2 separate regions of the Mus musculus genome follow, and region 2 is linked to region 1. A link is a loop called in an ENCODE intact Hi-C map of the cell type or tissue named here. Cell type or tissue: gastrocnemius. All regions are shown on one strand. Each heading gives the region's core, and the rest is flanking DNA. Links, peaks and the distances in the headings are about the cores only. Region 1 holds the start of Olfml3 (olfactomedin-like 3). Region 2 overlaps Ptpn22 (protein tyrosine phosphatase, non-receptor type 22 (lymphoid)).

Evidence for each region. A loop is a pair of places that touch in the nucleus more often than their neighbours do. Peaks named below come from ENCODE experiments on the same cell type or tissue, not always from the same donor. Only the 100,000 strongest peaks of a DNase experiment are listed, where the experiment ranks them.
Region 2: it touches region 1 in a loop (4-fold over the local background); 11 of 42 quality-filtered maps call a loop at or near these places.

The regions. Positions count from the first base shown.
Region 1 is chr3:103,734,008-103,742,339 of GRCm38, reverse strand. It overlaps Olfml3 (olfactomedin-like 3), which reads left to right and starts at 4,339. Exons shown (of 3, transcript NM_133859.2): 1 at 4,339-4,518; 2 at 5,103-5,388; 3 at 5,677-6,946. The coding sequence starts at 4,405. The coding sequence ends at 6,497. Hipk1 (homeodomain interacting protein kinase 1) reads left to right here. Exons shown (of 16, transcript NM_010432.2): 16 at 1-2,525. In gastrocnemius, for the core only: CTCF peaks have their summits at 3,856 (motif pointing right) and 4,484 (motif pointing left); DNase peaks (open chromatin) are centred at 5,902, 6,052, 7,124, 7,409 and 4 more places; H3K4me3 peaks cover 4,460 bases; H3K27ac peaks cover 4,471 bases.
Region 2 is chr3:103,883,962-103,892,293 of GRCm38, reverse strand. It overlaps Ptpn22 (protein tyrosine phosphatase, non-receptor type 22 (lymphoid)), which reads right to left. Exons shown (of 21, transcript NM_008979.2): 12 at 6,896-6,972; 13 at 5,953-6,767; 14 at 3,699-3,782; 15 at 3,438-3,559; 16 at 2,011-2,038. Among named protein-coding and RNA genes, the nearest start is that of Rsbn1, 26 kb to the left of the region's middle. In gastrocnemius, for the core only: a CTCF peak has its summit at 4,514 (motif pointing right); a DNase peak (open chromatin) is centred at 4,516; H3K4me3 peaks cover 181 bases.

The sequences.
Region 1 (8,332 bases), core at 138-8,137:
GCTGGGATTTAACAGAGCAGGTTGAGTAGCTGTGTTGTGTAAATGCGTTCGTGTTCTCAGTCTCCCTACCGACAGTGACAAGTCAAAGCCGCAGCTTTCCTCCTTAACTGCCACCTCTGTCCCGTTCCATTTTGGATCTTCAGCTCAGTTCTCACAGAAGCATTCCCTAACGTGGCTCTCTCACTGTGCCTTGCTACCTGGCTTCTGTGAGAGTTCAGGAAGCAGGCGAGAAGAGTGACGCCAGTGCTAAATATGCATATTTGAAGGTTTGTGCATCACTTAGGATGGGATTCCTTTTCTCTCCTCCATGTGATATGATAGTCCTTTCTGCATAGCTGTCGTTCCTGGTAAACTTTGCTTGGCTTTTTTTTTTTGTTTGTTTTTTGTTTTTTTTTTAAAGCATGTAACAGATGTGTTTATACCAAAGAGCCTGTTGTATTGCTTAATATGTCCCCATACTACGAGAAGGGTTTTGTAGAACTACTGGTGACAAGAAGCTCACAGAAAGGTTTCTTAATTAGTGACGAATATGAAAAAGAAAGCAAAACCTCTTGAATCTGAACAATTCCTGAGGTTTCTTTGGGACAACATGTTGTTCTTGGGGCCCTTCACACTGTAAAATTGTCCTAGTATTCAACCCCTCCATGGATTTGGGTCAAGTTGAAGGTACTAGGGGTGGGGACATTCTTGCCCGTGAGGGATTTGTGGGGAGAAGGTTAACCCTAAGCTACAGATGTGGTCCACCTGAATTAAATTATATCAGAGTGGTAATTCTAGGATTGGTTCTGTGTAGGTGGTGTCAGGGAGGTGCAGGATGGAGATGGGAGATTTCATGGAACCCGGTCAGGAAAGCTCTGAACCAGGTGGAACACCGAGGGGCTGTCAACGAACTTGGAGTTTCTTCATCATGGGGAGGAAGAGTTTCCAGGGCAGGGCAGGTAGTCAGTTTAGCCTGCCGGCAACGTGGTGTGTGTTGTCTTTTCTTTAATCATTATATTAAGCTGTGCGTTCAGCAGTCTGTTGGTTGAGATAACCACGCATCATTGTGTAGTTTGTCACTAGTGTTATACCGTTTATGTCATTCTGTGTGTGATCTTTGTGTTTCCTTTCCCCCAAGCATTCTGGGTTTTTCCTATTTAAATACAGTTCTAGTTTCTAGGCAAACATTTTTTTTTTTAACCTTTTCTCTATAAGGGACAAGATTTATTGTTTTTATAGGAATGAGATGCAGGGAAAAAACAAACCAACCCTGTCCCCACCTCCTCACCTCCCTAATCCAATAAGCAGTTATTGAAGATGGGAGTCTTAAATTTATGGGAAAAGAGGATGCCTAGGAGTTTGCATCGTTACCTGAGACATCTGGCTAGCAGTGTGACTTTACAGACTTTGAGGTTGTCACTCTGCAAACTGACATTTCAGATTTTCCTAGATAACCCATCTGTGTCTGCTGAATGTGTATGCGCCAGACATAGTTTTACATTCATTCTGGCCTGGGGCTTAACATTGACTGCTTGCCCTGATGGCATGGAGGAGAGCCCTACGAACATAGCGCTGACCTAGGTCAGCATTGCCTGACCTTGGAACAGCTTAAGGCTTTAAACCTTCTCTTAGAACGTGCATTTCCAGTTTCTCCCTTCCCAGGTGAGAGAGGAACTGGAAGGGTTGCATAGGCACACACCAGGACACTTAGTCACTCCAGAGTCCCCAGTTGCAACTAGGAGGTGGTTACCCTGTTAACCCCAGGAAGAAGAACCCCATTTCAAACAGTTCCGGCCATTGAGAGCCTGCTTTTGTGGTTGCTCATCCGTCATCATCCGCTAGAGGGGCTTAGCCAGGCCAGCACAGTACTGGCTGTCCTATTCTGCATTAGTATGCAGGAATTTACTAGTTGAGATGGTTTGTTTTAGGATAGGAGATGAAATTGCCTCTCGGTGACAGGAATGGCCAAGCCTGCTTTGTGTTTTTTTTTAACTGATGGATGGTGCAGCATGTCTCCACGTTTCCATGGTTGTTTGTTGCTAAACTTTATATAATGTGTGGTTTCAATTCAATTCAGCTTGAAAAATAATCTCACTATATGTAGCAGTACATTATATGTACATTATATGTAATGTTAGTATTTCTGCTTTGAATCCTTGATATTGCAATGGAATTCCTACTTTATTAAATGTATTTGATATGCTAGTTCCTGTGTGTGGTTAAACTTTTTTTCTTTCTCCCTTTTCTGGTTGTGTGCTTCCTTTACAACAAGCTTCTAGAAACAGGTAGTTCTGAGAATTACTGATCTATGTTTGTAATGCAGGTGTACTTAGGGAGTATGTAAAATCATTTTAACAAAAGAAATAGCTATTTAAAATTTAATACTAACTATGGGAAAAGGGTCCATTGTGTAAAACATAGTTTATCTTTGGATTCGTTGTTGTCTTTGGTTTTACAAAGTAGCTTGTATTTTCAGTATTTTCTACATAATATGGTAAAAAAGTAGAGCAGTTGCAATGCATCAATAAAATGGGTAAATTTTCTGACTGTGGCTGGTTTCAATTCTGTGTTAGGACATGGAGGGGACTGACATGTGGCCTCTTTGAAGTGCCTAAGCATTCTGTTTGAACATGAGTAGAAAGAACACTGCTACATTAGAACATCTTTGTACACATTTCCATACTGGAAATGAATATAATTTTGTAGGAAGTATTTCCCTGACTCTGACCCCTTGAAAAGGCAGATGGCTTTTGAGATAAACTAATTAACATCATTTCCTAGCACATGACACCAAACATTCAAATCAGCACAGTGAAAATGAAACTTAGGGAAAGATATTTTTGTCTGTCTCCTTAGGCCCTGTTAGAGCTGTCACCTCTTTAGGGACAGCTCTGCGGTAATGCACCTGCTGCTCTTATGGAGGGTCTGGGTTCCATTCCCAGCACCCAGTCAGACCCCTCACAAGTGATTTCTAACTCCAGCTGCAGGGTGCATACCCACACAGACACATAATGAACTCTTAAAAACAAGAAGAACCTCTGATCCAATTTCTCTTGATTCCAAAGTGAACAAAATTTTCTCCTGAAAAGAAACTGGAATTTGTCTAGATTAATCACTGCAGGCCCCTTTGTAAATGCTGCATATTTGACTTCTTCTGATGTATGTTCCTGCCTAGCTCCCCTGTAGCTTTAGCTGGATAGAAAGGAGGAACATGGGCTGGAGAGAAGGCTTAGTAGTTGAGTGTACTGTTCTTTCAGAGGAGAGGGGCTCAGTGCTCAGGAACAATAGGCAGCGCACAATCTCCTAAAATTCAGCTCTGGAAGATCTGACGTCCTCGTCTGGTCCCCACGGATACCTGTATCCCATGCAGATACCTGTATACAGACACATAAAAGCATATGTAACTGAAAAACCAAATTTTTTTTTACTTAATTTTAAAGAAATGAGAGATACTTACAAATGCCCTACTGAACCATAACCAAGAAAGGCGATCAATAGTCTGTTCTCTCCCAGTGATAGGAAGGTCAGAATATATTTGTTTTCCTTTAGACTATGTTGTACATATTTTTTTTTTCAGGTTTCTCCCCTAAATCCATGAATGTAAACTAGCATGTCCTTGCTGCACCCTCCTATTTGGGAAATACCTGGAAAGTCATGTCAAGGATATTTAAGTCAGCTAGCTTAAAACAAAAACAAAAAACCCCACCTCCCATTTCTCAACAACCTCCAGTTTTGTTTCTATTCCTTTCCTTGGGCTAAATCAGAGATTTGGTACTCCATAGGGAGCCCTGTGATTTGGCTTGCTTAGGTTGAGATTCTCCACACGGTGAAGTCCTCGCCTGATTTCTTTGCCATGGGAGATGGCCCCAGAATGCTCAGCACAAGGTGGCGCCAATGAGCTATAGAAAGTTGACTTCCCTTTGCCCCAACCCCCATCCCCTCAAACCTCATCTCCTGTGTTTCTGGCTTCACTGAACAAGGCAGAAAATCCATTCTGTTATTTCTGGAGAAGGGATAGGTTAATGAAGGGTGCTGGGTTCTTACCGAGTCAGCACTGGAAGCCCTCTCCTAAAACGAATGGAGTTTGCTGAGTTTTCCGGGGGTCTCGGCTTCCTGCAACTTGCTCATTTTTCAGAAGGCCTCTGCCTCCAGATTGCCATCTCTCCCCTTTCCGGAGGAGCTCACAAGTCTAAGTTGCTGGTAGTTAAGGCTTCTGGCGACTGTGCAAAGGGGCCATCTGTGTTTGATCAGGCCAGGCGGGAAGGAGGGGGTGGGGGTTGTAAAGAGACTGAAAGCATTCCAGAGTAGTGAGAGACACCAGAGATGGGAAGGAGGAGGCCCCGCCCCCGCCCCGCCCCCAGAGCTAACGGGCTGGAGGGAAAGAGGCCGAATGCACACACTCCTCTGGCCCCACTTAAGGCTGCCATGGGGCCCAGTGCTCCTCTGCTGCTCCTCTTCTTTTTGTCATGGACGGGACCCCTTCAGGGACAGCAGCACCACCTTGTGGAGTACATGGAACGCCGACTAGCTGCCTTAGAGGTGAGGGACTTGTTTCTCTTCTCACCCAGGATGAGTCCACATCTATAGGTGCAACTAGCTGTCAGGGCTCTGGGAGTGACAAGATCGGGTTGTGTAAGAAGTCCTTAATGACGAGTAGCCTCTTAACTACAGACTTTTATTTCCCCAACATAAGACAATTGCCCAGCAAATAAACGCAACACGGCTCCCTCAGATTAGATGGAATAAGGGGGCAGGGGAAATGAGAGTCAGAATCGGGCTGCATCTATGCTGCTATACTGTTCAAGTTTCCCAGGCAATCTGCCTGCAACTTCCTGTCCGTTTCTTCCCCGCACCCCACATCTACTCCCTTTTGGACAATTTGAAGTCTGTAGCATCCTAATTTCCTGGAGGCTCAGATCACTGAGAACGCAAGGTGAAGGACTCTTATTCAGGCAAATTAAGCCAGGTTCCTCGGATGGGATGGTACCACTGACTAGTCTCCTCTGCTGTGGGAGCATGGCTGAGCTGGTCCCTTTCCTGGCCCTGACTCCCTGGCTGGGCCTCTGCTTGTCTGGGAGCTATAAACCTGCAACCCACCCTTCCTGACTCCCCGATCCCTTCAGGAACGGCTGGCCCAATGCCAGGATCAGAGTAGTCGGCATGCTGCCGAGCTTCGGGACTTCAAAAACAAGATGTTGCCTCTCCTGGAGGTGGCAGAGAAGGAGCGGGAGACCCTCAGAACTGAAGCAGACTCCATCTCAGGAAGAGTGGACCGTCTTGAAAGGGAGGTAGACTATCTGGAGACACAGAACCCAGCTTTGCCCTGTGTAGAGCTGGATGAGAAGGTGACTGGAGGTCCTGGAGCCAAAGGCAAGGGCCGAAGAAATGAGAAATACGATATGGTGACGGGTAAGTGATCTCACAGAGGTCCAGACAGTTTCAGAACTCCCCTTTCCTGCTTTTCTTCTTGTCCCAAGCCACCATAGCTCTATCTTTCAGAATGACACATTCATTGAGAGTTTCTAGAGGCCTGTCCTTTATCGGTACTCCATCTCTCAACCCTCCGTGAGTGGACACATGCACGGAAAAGTGTGTCTCTGTTCCCCAGGTGGCCCACTCTGGGGGAAGTTCCTGTTATACACATCTAACTCTTGGCCTCTGTTTCCTTCTCCTGTGCTTTCTCCTCTTCCCCACCAGACTGTAGCTACACAGTCGCTCAGGTGAGGTCAATGAAGATCCTGAAGCGGTTTGGTGGTTCAGTTGGCCTATGGACCAAGGATCCGCTGGGGCCAGCAGAGAAGATCTACGTGTTAGACGGCACCCAGAACGACACGGCTTTTGTCTTCCCAAGGCTGCGTGACTTCACCCTTGCCATGGCTGCCCGGAAAGCTTCCCGAATTCGGGTGCCCTTCCCCTGGGTAGGCACGGGGCAGCTGGTGTACGGTGGCTTCCTTTATTATGCTCGAAGGCCTCCTGGAGGACCTGGAGGGGGTGGTGAATTGGAGAACACTCTGCAGCTGATCAAATTTCACTTGGCAAACCGAACAGTGGTGGATAGCTCAGTGTTCCCTGCAGAGAGCCTGATACCCCCCTACGGCCTGACAGCAGATACATATATCGACCTGGCAGCTGATGAGGAGGGCCTGTGGGCTGTCTATGCCACTCGAGATGATGACAGGCATTTGTGTCTAGCCAAGTTAGACCCACAGACACTTGACACAGAGCAGCAGTGGGACACACCATGTCCCAGAGAGAACGCAGAGGCTGCGTTTGTCATCTGTGGGACCCTGTACGTTGTCTATAACACCCGCCCTGCCAGTAGGGCTCGTATTCAGTGTTCCTTCGATGCCAGTGGTACTCTCGCCCCTGAAAGGGCAGCACTCTCCTATTTTCCACGCCGATATGGTGCCCATGCCAGCCTTCGCTATAACCCCCGTGAGCGCCAGCTGTATGCCTGGGATGATGGCTACCAGATTGTCTACAAATTGGAGATGAAGAAGAAGGAGGAGGAAGTTTAAGCAGCTAGCCTTGTGCTCTTGATTCTTATGCCCAGACATTTATATTCCTGTGAGCTCTCCTGCAGTTCATCCTTCAAAACGAAGGCCAGTGGTGGTAGCTCATATACCCTAATTTCTAAAGGACAACCAAATTCTCAAGCCCCTCTGTTTTATGCAGAACTCCAGATCCTGGGTAGCATTTTAGAACTGAACAGCAAACAAACACCCTAAATCTTCACTCCTGCCTTATGTCCACAAAGTTTAGTTCCAAACTCAGAGCCCTGTCCTTTGGAGAGGGTCAACCCCAGACAGCAGGCGACAGCATTCTTGCCCTCAGTATGACCGAAGGGAGAGAACTCAGAGACAAAGCTGCCCTCCCTCCCTTCCCCCTCCAGTGTAGGGGAGAATGGGGCTTTCCCCACATCACTTTGTATGGTAACAGTTTGCATTAAAAGGAAAACCCACCATTCCTCTCTGGTGTGTTTGGGGTAGCCCTCTGATCAGAGTTCTCGTGGCTCTGCCTTCTTCCTCCTGCCCCAGTCTCTGCTCCTTAGCCACGGCTGGGCTGGGCTGGCCTCCTTTAGCTCCCTCGGGAACTTCTCTAGTTACACATTTTACTGTGGGGCACTGTTGGACAAAGGCCTCCCCCTCCACACTCATGTGCTCCACAGCAGCCGCAGAGAACCAGCAATGGCACTCAGCCTCTGACTGCTGGACACTGGAGCCCAGCCAGAGCCAGGGCTTCCCATTCCACCTCTTGGTGGATTTTGAACCAGAAAGTGACTCTTACTAGCTGTGGAATCTAGTGTAGAAACCAGCGTGCGGTATCTATGTGTGTCTAGCCTCACCTCTGAAGTGGATTCTGTCTCTGAGCCCAAGTCCCCACTCCCACCTCCAGCACTGGGGCTTCCTGGGTCTGGGTTGCACAATCCTTGGTCTGAGCCGCTCCGATTTTCCTGCTGCCACAGCGTCTGCGGTTTGGGCAGGGAGGAGGGGCAGTGACCATCCCAGATGTTGGTCTGTCTCACCAGCTCCCCAACAAACACATCCCTACTTTCCTTCTCTCCACCCTCAGCTGTGCACCCTCCCACCCCAGCCCTGGAAACTGGAGTCCTGGAAACTTAACCCCTGTTGGTCTAATGTGCACCCGACTTCAGGGGGGCAATCCAGGAAGGATTGGAAGAGCAAGAGGCTTTGGATTCCATCTCTGGGAACCTGCTGGTCTCTGCACGATGTCCCTTCCCAGGTCTCATCTCCAGGGTCAACTTCCAGACAAATAAGGCTAGCTGATGGATAAAAGTCAGTGGGGGAGTTTAACCTCAGGCAGCCCTTCTGGATTATCACCCAGGGAGGAAGGGGGACAGGAACACAGCCTTCTCTCCCAAGTAGAACCCTCCCTCCTTCCACCCAGGATGGGGTGGATCAGTCAACACTCCTCCTTTTGTCTGTCTTTCTTCTCTCCACAGGCAGAGCTGCTCCTGACGTAGGTTGGTAAGGAAGAGGAAAGAAAGGCAGCAAAGCACCTCACAAAAGCGCTATTGTAGGGAGCCTGAGGCGGGTGGGGGCCCTCTCCCATTCAATTCTCTCCTAATGTGGGGCTGGCAACAGTAATCACCGCCTGTCAGCCCATAGAGGGGTCTGCCCACGGAACATCTGGCTGCAACGCAGGGCATATCGGAGGGCTGTGGAGGAGGGGATTCTCTGTGGAGGCCTTGAGGAGAACAGGTCCAGGGGATGACAAGGTGTAGAGTGGCGCTGTGGCGCTGTGTGCATGTGTAATGTGCGTGTGCACATCTCTCTGCATGGCTGTGCGGCTGAGCACCTGTGTGAGACTGGGCTACCCAGGGAGACTGCAC
Region 2 (8,332 bases), core at 192-8,191, 150 kb before region 1:
ACCTGGAGATTGTGTTGTTAACTGGAAAAACCTATTTCAAATTGGGGTGTAGCTCAGCCTTAGCACACACCTTTAATCACAAAGTGAGTTTGTGTAAGAAAGCAACTGTGATTGAAAGTGATGTCTAATTGAGAGGCAGACAAAGGGACAGAGAAATAGTTAACAGAATAGAATATGCCCAACTCTTATGACAAGAGAGAGGATAGAGAGGCAATATAAGAGAGGGCAGTGCAGAGGGGGGTTGGGAAGGAGAGGGGGTAAGGAAGGGAGGAGAGGGCAGGGGAGGGGATGAGAGGAGAGGGAGGCAGTTTTACTGGGAGAGTTTTACAGAGACAGGTTGAAGAGAGAACAACCTAGACTCAGGTGAAGACAGAATGAGCCAGAGTTTATTCAGCAGTAAGCCTCGGGGGCTGAAAACATTCCAGGTCTGGATTAGATTGGATGAGGCCGGAAGCTTCCAGGACCAGGCCTAGGTTAGCAGACAGAGGCAGTAAACCTCAGAGATGGCAATCTAATTCACATGAATAAAAGGTAATTTACACCTCTCCAGCTCTGCGCTCTCCCCTCAAAGACAGTCTCTCTGTGTAGCTCTGATTGTCCTGGAACTCATTCTCTATGTGCGTGTGTTTGTGTGTGTATATGTGTATAGTATGAAATATTATATACATTGTATGTATATTGCTGTTAATTATTTTTGTTTTCCTTAAACATTTTGGTCACTATCCATAACACCCCATTTTAAAATTCAAGTTACTAAGACCAGGCATGGTGGTGCACGCCTTTGCTCCCAACACTCAGAAGGCAGAAGCAAGCAGATCCCTGAGTTCAAGGCCAGCCTGGTCTACAAAGCAAGCTCCAGGACAGCCAGAACTACACAGAGAAACCCTGTCTAGAAAACACACACACGCTAAAGAAAAAAGAAAAAAGAAAAAAGAAAATAAGATCTGAGTCTCTAAAGTAATGTTGAGCACAACTGTGCATGTCAGATGCATAAAACACAAAGATTTTCTAAGTTAAAGGCAAAGACTGTTGCCTTTGCTGTGTGAGGATACTTATTTAAAATAATTTCACTTGTCTATTCTACTTTTGTTTCCTTGTAGTTTTGTTGTTGTTGTTGTTGGGTTTTTGTTTGTTTTGTTTTAATGTCTTGTTCAAAAAAGTCCTCACCAATTCCAAAATCCTGAAGTGTTTCTTCTGGTCATTTCATAGTTTCAGGTCTTCTAATTAAATCTTTAGTAGATGTTGGGCTGTTTTTGCGACTGGTAAGAGGTAGGAGCCCACCTTTGTTATACATGTGGATACCAAATTTTCACAGAGTCATTTGTTGAAAATTCTATCCATTTCCAGGTGGTGGTGGCGCATGACTTTAATGCCAGCACTTGGGAGGCAGAGGCAGGCGAATTTCTGAGTTCGAGGCCAGCCAGCCTGGTCTACAGAGTGAGTTCCAGGACAGCCAGGACTACACAGAGAAACCCTGTCTCAAAAAAAAACAAAAAACAAAAAAGAAAGAAAGGAAGAAAGCAAGAAAGAAAGAAAGAAAAAGAGAAAAAGAAAAAGAAAGAAAGTCTTATCCATTCTCCCATGTATGTTCATAGCATCTTTATCAAAAGTCAGTTGACTATAGAAGCACATGTGGGTTTGCTTCTGAGATATTTCTTCTGTTCTTCTGTTTTGTGTGTCCCTTTTTACGTGTAGTTTTTATGTAGTGTAGTTTGCTGCTTTTTTGTTCATTTGTTTGTTTGGTTTGATTTGGTTTTTTTTTATACAATATTGTTTTAACTATTTGAATTTTAAAATATTCTATCTGAAATAATGTTTTTTTAAAGGACCTTGCCCTTACTTTGCCCATGACAGAACAAACATTGTTAGTTTGAGAAAACCAAAAATGAATCAAGATAGCAAAGCTATTACAAGCATCATGAATCTTCCTGAACTGAATTCCTAACAAGCCGTTCTTACAACACACGTCCTTAGGACTAAATGTCATCGAAAGTCAAGAGAAGTCTTTACCTGATTTGGGACTTCGGAGTTTCACATTCTAAATAGGAAAAAAGTGAAAGAGTAATATGTACAAACACAATACAAGCTTGAAGCAATAAATAACATTTTTAAAAATTAAGTGACAGCCATATTTCTTAATTCATAACTGTGCTGAACTATAAAAAGGAACCCTTAACTCTTACAGTGATCTTCATACTTTTATATCATATGGAAATTAGTTCTAAATTGATCTCCTTCTGAATTATTTATTTCATAATTTAGAACATTGCCATAAAATTTTATTTGGAGATAAGTTGTTGAAATTGTAATTCCTTTATGATACTGAAAAGGGCTAATTGTTCTTCACTATGTGAGTTAATAAAAAGACCATTATGTGTGTGCATACTATTAATAATAATTGTAACAACATTATGTTAACATTGTAATTTTCCAGCATTACAATTATAGGAGATATTTCTTTAATTTAGTACTGGGGAATAAAGCTAGAGTCTTACAGAGCTCGACAATTTGCTTAGCACTAAGCCACACCCACAGTCTTGTAGAAACTTCTAAATGACTGATTTTCTGTTCTCTGAAACCAATGTACATACTTATATAGTTGGTTCAAAGAATATATAGAAATGTAGAACAGATTATCAGGAGCACAGATTTTTCTTCTAGAATGAGGAAACATTATTCCAAGTGGTTTAAGTAATATGTGTATGTCATTAAAAGTTGTTGTTTGTGATTTCACTGCTAAGATGATGGGCCCATGAAGTGGCTACAGCGAATCATCATCTGCTTATGAAACAGTTGATTTGCTTTAACTGCCTTTTAGGCTCAAGGTTTTCTCTTTCACTGGGTTTTTCTGATTACTTCCAACCTAAAAAAGCTCCCATGTCCTTTTGGGTCTCTGTATCTTTCATGTATGTATCATTGATATATGGTCTTCCTAAAATAAACATAAAGATTCATATACACATCCTGTACTTCCAATGTAAGTTTCTCTTTTTTTTTTTGCAATATTTGCCTTTATTTTTTAAAAGAATTTATATTTTTCTTAAGAGTAAGAAATGTGCCTTGCACGTCTTTCCCATCCCCCACAGCCTCTACCATGTTGTTTTACGTTAGGGTCTACTTAATAATTATTGAATGGCAGCTGTCCAAATGAAGAGAAGGGTCTGGAGAGATAGCGCAGCAGTTAGAGCACTTGTTGCTCTGGCAGGAGACCTGGGTTCCGTTCCCAGCACTCACATGGTGGCTCACAACCATCCCCAAATCCAGTTCCAGAGGATCCCATGCCCTCTTTTGACTTCTGCAGGCACAGATACACATGTATACATACAAGCAAAACATTCTAACACCTAAAATAAAATAAATATGTCTAAACAATTAAGTGTGTAGAATAAAACTACAGTCAGTTGAATACAAATGAGTTGAGTCAGAAAAGGACAAACCTTGCTTGGTGTAAACCCTACAGAGTCATGGCTCTTCATTTCAGATGTCCCACTGCATTCTGGTGATGCTCCAAATGTTACCACCAGAGGTAAGGATTCGGTAACACGTGGTGAGGGCTCTCCTGCGAGAAAGCAGGTATGGCCAGTTCTTAGGAAGGAGGTTATATTTAAAGGAGGCAGATGGATGCGCAGCAGCAGCACATAGAACACTGAAGGGACCTGAGAAGGGACACACACTTCATACTTACTGACTGTACTCACCGGCTTCCTCAACCACAATAAAAGACTCGGGTGTCCGTTCAGGGAGTGGCGGGGGGATTTCATCATCTGTCCTCCGAGAAGGAGCTAACCAAGTAATAGAAATGTAATCGCAATGTTTTATAAGAATAAAGAAGATTCTTGCATTCTAATCTCATCCTAAGTATAAATTTAACAGATTTGCATTTGCTTACTCTAGGCAAAAGAATAAATTAGTCTGTAGGTAAATTTTTTTATTCTTTGAAATTCTTTGCTGGATGTAAAGATTTAAGTGTGCCCCCACATTCTGATGGAGTTGCTATTAGGGCGGTTTGGATTATCTTCTACATAACTCTTTCCTTTTGTTTTCCATTGAATTCACAATAGGACATTTTCATCAGCTAAACATTTATTTATGCAGGAGATATTTTTAAAAATCTTTTTTTTTTTTTTTTTTTTTTTTTTTGCTGGATAGTGCTGGCACATGCCTTTAATTCCAGCACTTGAGAAGCAAAGGCAGGTGGATTGGTTCTTTGAGTTTGAGGCCAGCCAGGTCTACAGAGTGAGTTCCAGAACAGTAAGGGCTACACAGAGAAACCCTGTCTTAAAAAAAAAAAAACAAAAACAAAAACAAAACTAAAAACAAAAGCAAAAGCAAAATATTCTTTCTTCAGTCCACCCAGAACCCAAAATATGAATGTTTGTTACAGAAACAGATATAGTTTATCAAGAAAGAGGGAGAAGCTTCTGGGATTGGAAGTGAACTAGAGCGCTAGGACAGGGTTTTCTGTCTAAGGATACTCAAAATGTGTGAACATTTTACATGCCATTATAAGAAACGGCCACCAGATGGCAGACATGTCAATTTTGCTACATTATGAAAATAACTTTGTTGTTATTTTTGATGCTCTAAGAAATTTAAAGTATTATGGCTATTTATAAAAAGAAAACATCAGATGGTGAAATGACTCAGTGGGTAAAGCCTGAAAACCTGAGTTCTGAAAACCCAGAATCACATGGTAGAACGAGAAACACCTCTCTCTCTCTCTCTCTCTCTCTCTCTCTGTACAAGTCACCTCTGACCTACACACACACACACACACACACACACACACACACACACACACACACCATATACACAGAGAGAAGGAAAGAGAGAAACTAATGCCAGCAGCTGGGAATCTGAAGCAGGACTGCTGTGAGTTGTAGATCAGCCTGACATCTATGAAATCCAGGCCAGCATGGGTAGTAAGACCTTATCTAAATCAAGAAAAGAGAGAAGAAAGAGACGTGTGCTGGGGCTCTAGCTCAGTTACAGAGCTCTTTCCTAGCTGGCTGGATTCAAGCCCTGTGACGTCAAAAAAAAAAAAAAAAAAAAAAAAAGGACAAAAGAAATGACATTTAATAATATAGAACAACAGTTTTCTATTTTTTCTAAGTAAATGCTCTCCACAGATTACCTCAAGATATGCCTAAGAGAATTAAACATGATCTTTGCTTCCTTCATCTTCAACATCAAACTATTAGGGCTGCAGATTCAACTTAAACACCTACCTGACATGCGTGAGGTACTAGGTTCAATCCACTTTACTAAAAAGAAAAGGCAAAGAAACACCCCATAATAACCTCTAATAGTAGGCTCACTATTACTTTCTGACTACTTAGTTAAAACAGTATATTTGCTATATAAAAAAAATTCTAGAATTTTAAGAGATAAATATAAATGTGTTAAAAGATTTTTTAAAAAAATGTCACACGATACTAAACATATTCTCATCGACTTAGACACTGCAAAAGCGCAGGAAATCAGGCCCTATCCTTTCCACTCCTACAGGAAAAGAATTCAATGCTTAGCAATGCATTCAACTCATTACAGATGCATAAGGGTATAACAAATATTACTGGGAGATCGTGCAGTGCTGTTGATCAGTTTGCCCTCTGTACTTGGGAAGCTGCTTCTGCATGCTAAAGGTAACTTATGGGCTTTTGGCAAACAAGTCTGGAATAAGAATTGGCCATGTATGAGGCCTTCCTGTTGGCACAGATGGGTCCCCAGACCTGACTGCCTCCACTACTGTTATCATCAATTTATTTAGTATATCACCAAAACACTCCCAGAACTTCTTCCTCTGCTGCTTCTTCTTCTTTTTTTTTTCTTTTCTTCAAGAAGAAAAAGAAGCAGAGGAAGAGAAGGGCTAGGGTGAGAAGAAACCAAATTATGTAATGGAAACCAGGCAAAGTCCAAAACAAACAAATTAAAAAACAAAAACAAACTTGCCTTCTACAGCTGTCTCTTGGTTTAACGGTGGGGAAAAGCTGGTCAGAGTGTTCATCACTAGGGAGTCGTGTGGGTTGCTATAAAAGAAGGAGGTTGTAGAAGAGGCTGGCAATAGAGCGCCAGGGGAAGTGGCTCCATCCTGTTTCTCAGGCAGATCAAAAGACATCTTCGAATCAGCACTATTCGGAGGGGATGATGAAAAATAAGGATCTTCCGCTAAAGATGTGTACAGATGCACTCTCAAAGCGCCGGGGCTGTGCCGGGGCACACACGACGCATCACAGGCACCAGGCAGTGAATAATTCAGCTCTTCTGAAGAAACATGGGCCACTCTTTGCACCTGCAGCTCCCTGAGACTGTAATGCTCATGCAGCTGAGATTCCAGGCATGAAAAACCGTCTCCCACGGCCAAGTCATTTGTTTTTCTCTGCTGAATCAGTTCAAAGGGAGTTGATTTGGTCCGTTTTACCGGCCCCTTTGAATTGTGATACCTGTCCGCTGTGTTTATGGGCAGAGCACTAGGACACGACCCAAACAACATGGAACCAAAATCCAGACTTTGATACTTCTGAAGGGGCTCTCCCACGACTGGAGAAGCCCTTGCCTGCCCGTTCCTGGTTATGACAGCCTTGTTGTTACACCCGCAGTTTAGCTCTAAACAGTTAAAAGAAGGGCTTGATTTAGCCGAGTGCAAAACCAACTCTTCCTCGGCATTCATCGTAGAAGTCCTAAGGCCAAGGGAAGACCCTCCAGTGCTCTCCGCTTCAGCCCCTTGTTTGCTATGCTGGTTTGTCGTTTTCACATCCCTCATGGCGCTGGAAAGCAAGGAGAGAATGATGACCATACCGAAAAGAGGTCTCTTCGAGTAGCATAGCAACTGGAGCGTGAGATTTCATCCTTTAAGCACAGTGAGTCAGTACTTAGCTAAGCAAAATTTACTCACTTTTTTGGTAAATCCAGAGGACAAGAGTCAGCTTCTACCGTGAGGCTTTGTTCAGGAATTGAGCATTGTGCTTGAATCTTCAAAAGAGATGTCAGAGGTTTTTGTTTGTATGTTTTGTCTTGTCTTGTTTTTCATGAAGCAATGTCAATGAAACATTTTAATAGTTGGAAGACTGGGAAGTAACACCTGTCCCCCACCCCCATATCCCCCACAAGGCACAGGGACCATCACGGAAAAGGGGACAGAAAGATCAGGGAGGACTGGGCTGAAACTGTATTCCGGACATGACAAGACTACTTCATTCAGGACATCAAGCAGTGCTCTTGCCTGTTCAAAACCAAGCCAGTCGACACAAACGTGGATGGGGGGTGGGCTCAATAATACACTCTCTTAACTGAGTTGCTATGGCAGTTGATGGCTTCTGGGGAAGGGAGAGTCAGGGTTTTATTAAGGGTGTAGCCCCTGGTAGGTCAACCTTACTCCAGTGGTTGGCCCCACACCCATAAGTATATTAGCAGCACAAACTAGAGTTGGTGGGTTGCTTTTTAAAGAATAGGACATGAAGTTAGGAAGGGGTAGAGAGATGGGCAGTAGTTCTGGGAAGAATTAGGGAGAAAAGTCAGGGTAAAATGATCAAAACATTTTTAATACATTCTTAAAGAATTAATAAAATGTAGTGTTAAGTATAAATCAATGTTTATTTAGCTTGCATGAGTTGATATAAACTAAATGACATATTTATTTTATAAAGAAAGATCCCAAATGAACAGCATAACTTTACATTTTAAGGAACTAGGTGCAGGGTGGAGGGGGGTGGACTAAAATCAATCTCAAACTTAGCAACAACCAGAAAATATTAATGATTAAAGCAGAGATAAGAGCTGGGCAGTGGTGGTGCACACCTTTGATCCCAGCACTTGGGAGGCAGAGGCAGGTAAATTTCTGAGTTGGAGGCCAGCCTGGGCTACACAGTGAGTTCCAGGACAGCCAGGGCTACACAGAGAAACCCTGTCTTGAAAAAAACCAAATAAATAAATAAAGCAGAGACAAATGAAGTAGAGAAAAGGAAAAATGGATAAGGTGAACAAAACTGATTAGACTTTAGCTACACTAAGGGAAAAAAATTCAAATTATAAATCAAAGGTAAAAATGTAGGAACTGGATAAGTAGTATTTTGGTAAGCACTTAAGCTCAATTCCCAGAATAGGCAAATAATAAACAAACAAACTTGGCAGGGTATAACACACCTGAAATCCCAGTACTAGAGAGCTGGAGACAGGACCCCTGGGGCTTCCTGGTAGCTAGCCTAGCATACTCAGTAACCTGAGGCCCAATGAGAGACTCTGTCTCAAAACAAGGTTTATGGCTTACTGAGGAGTGACACCTGAAGTTGACCTCTGACCTTCACAAGCCTACATGTGCTCACACACATTAACA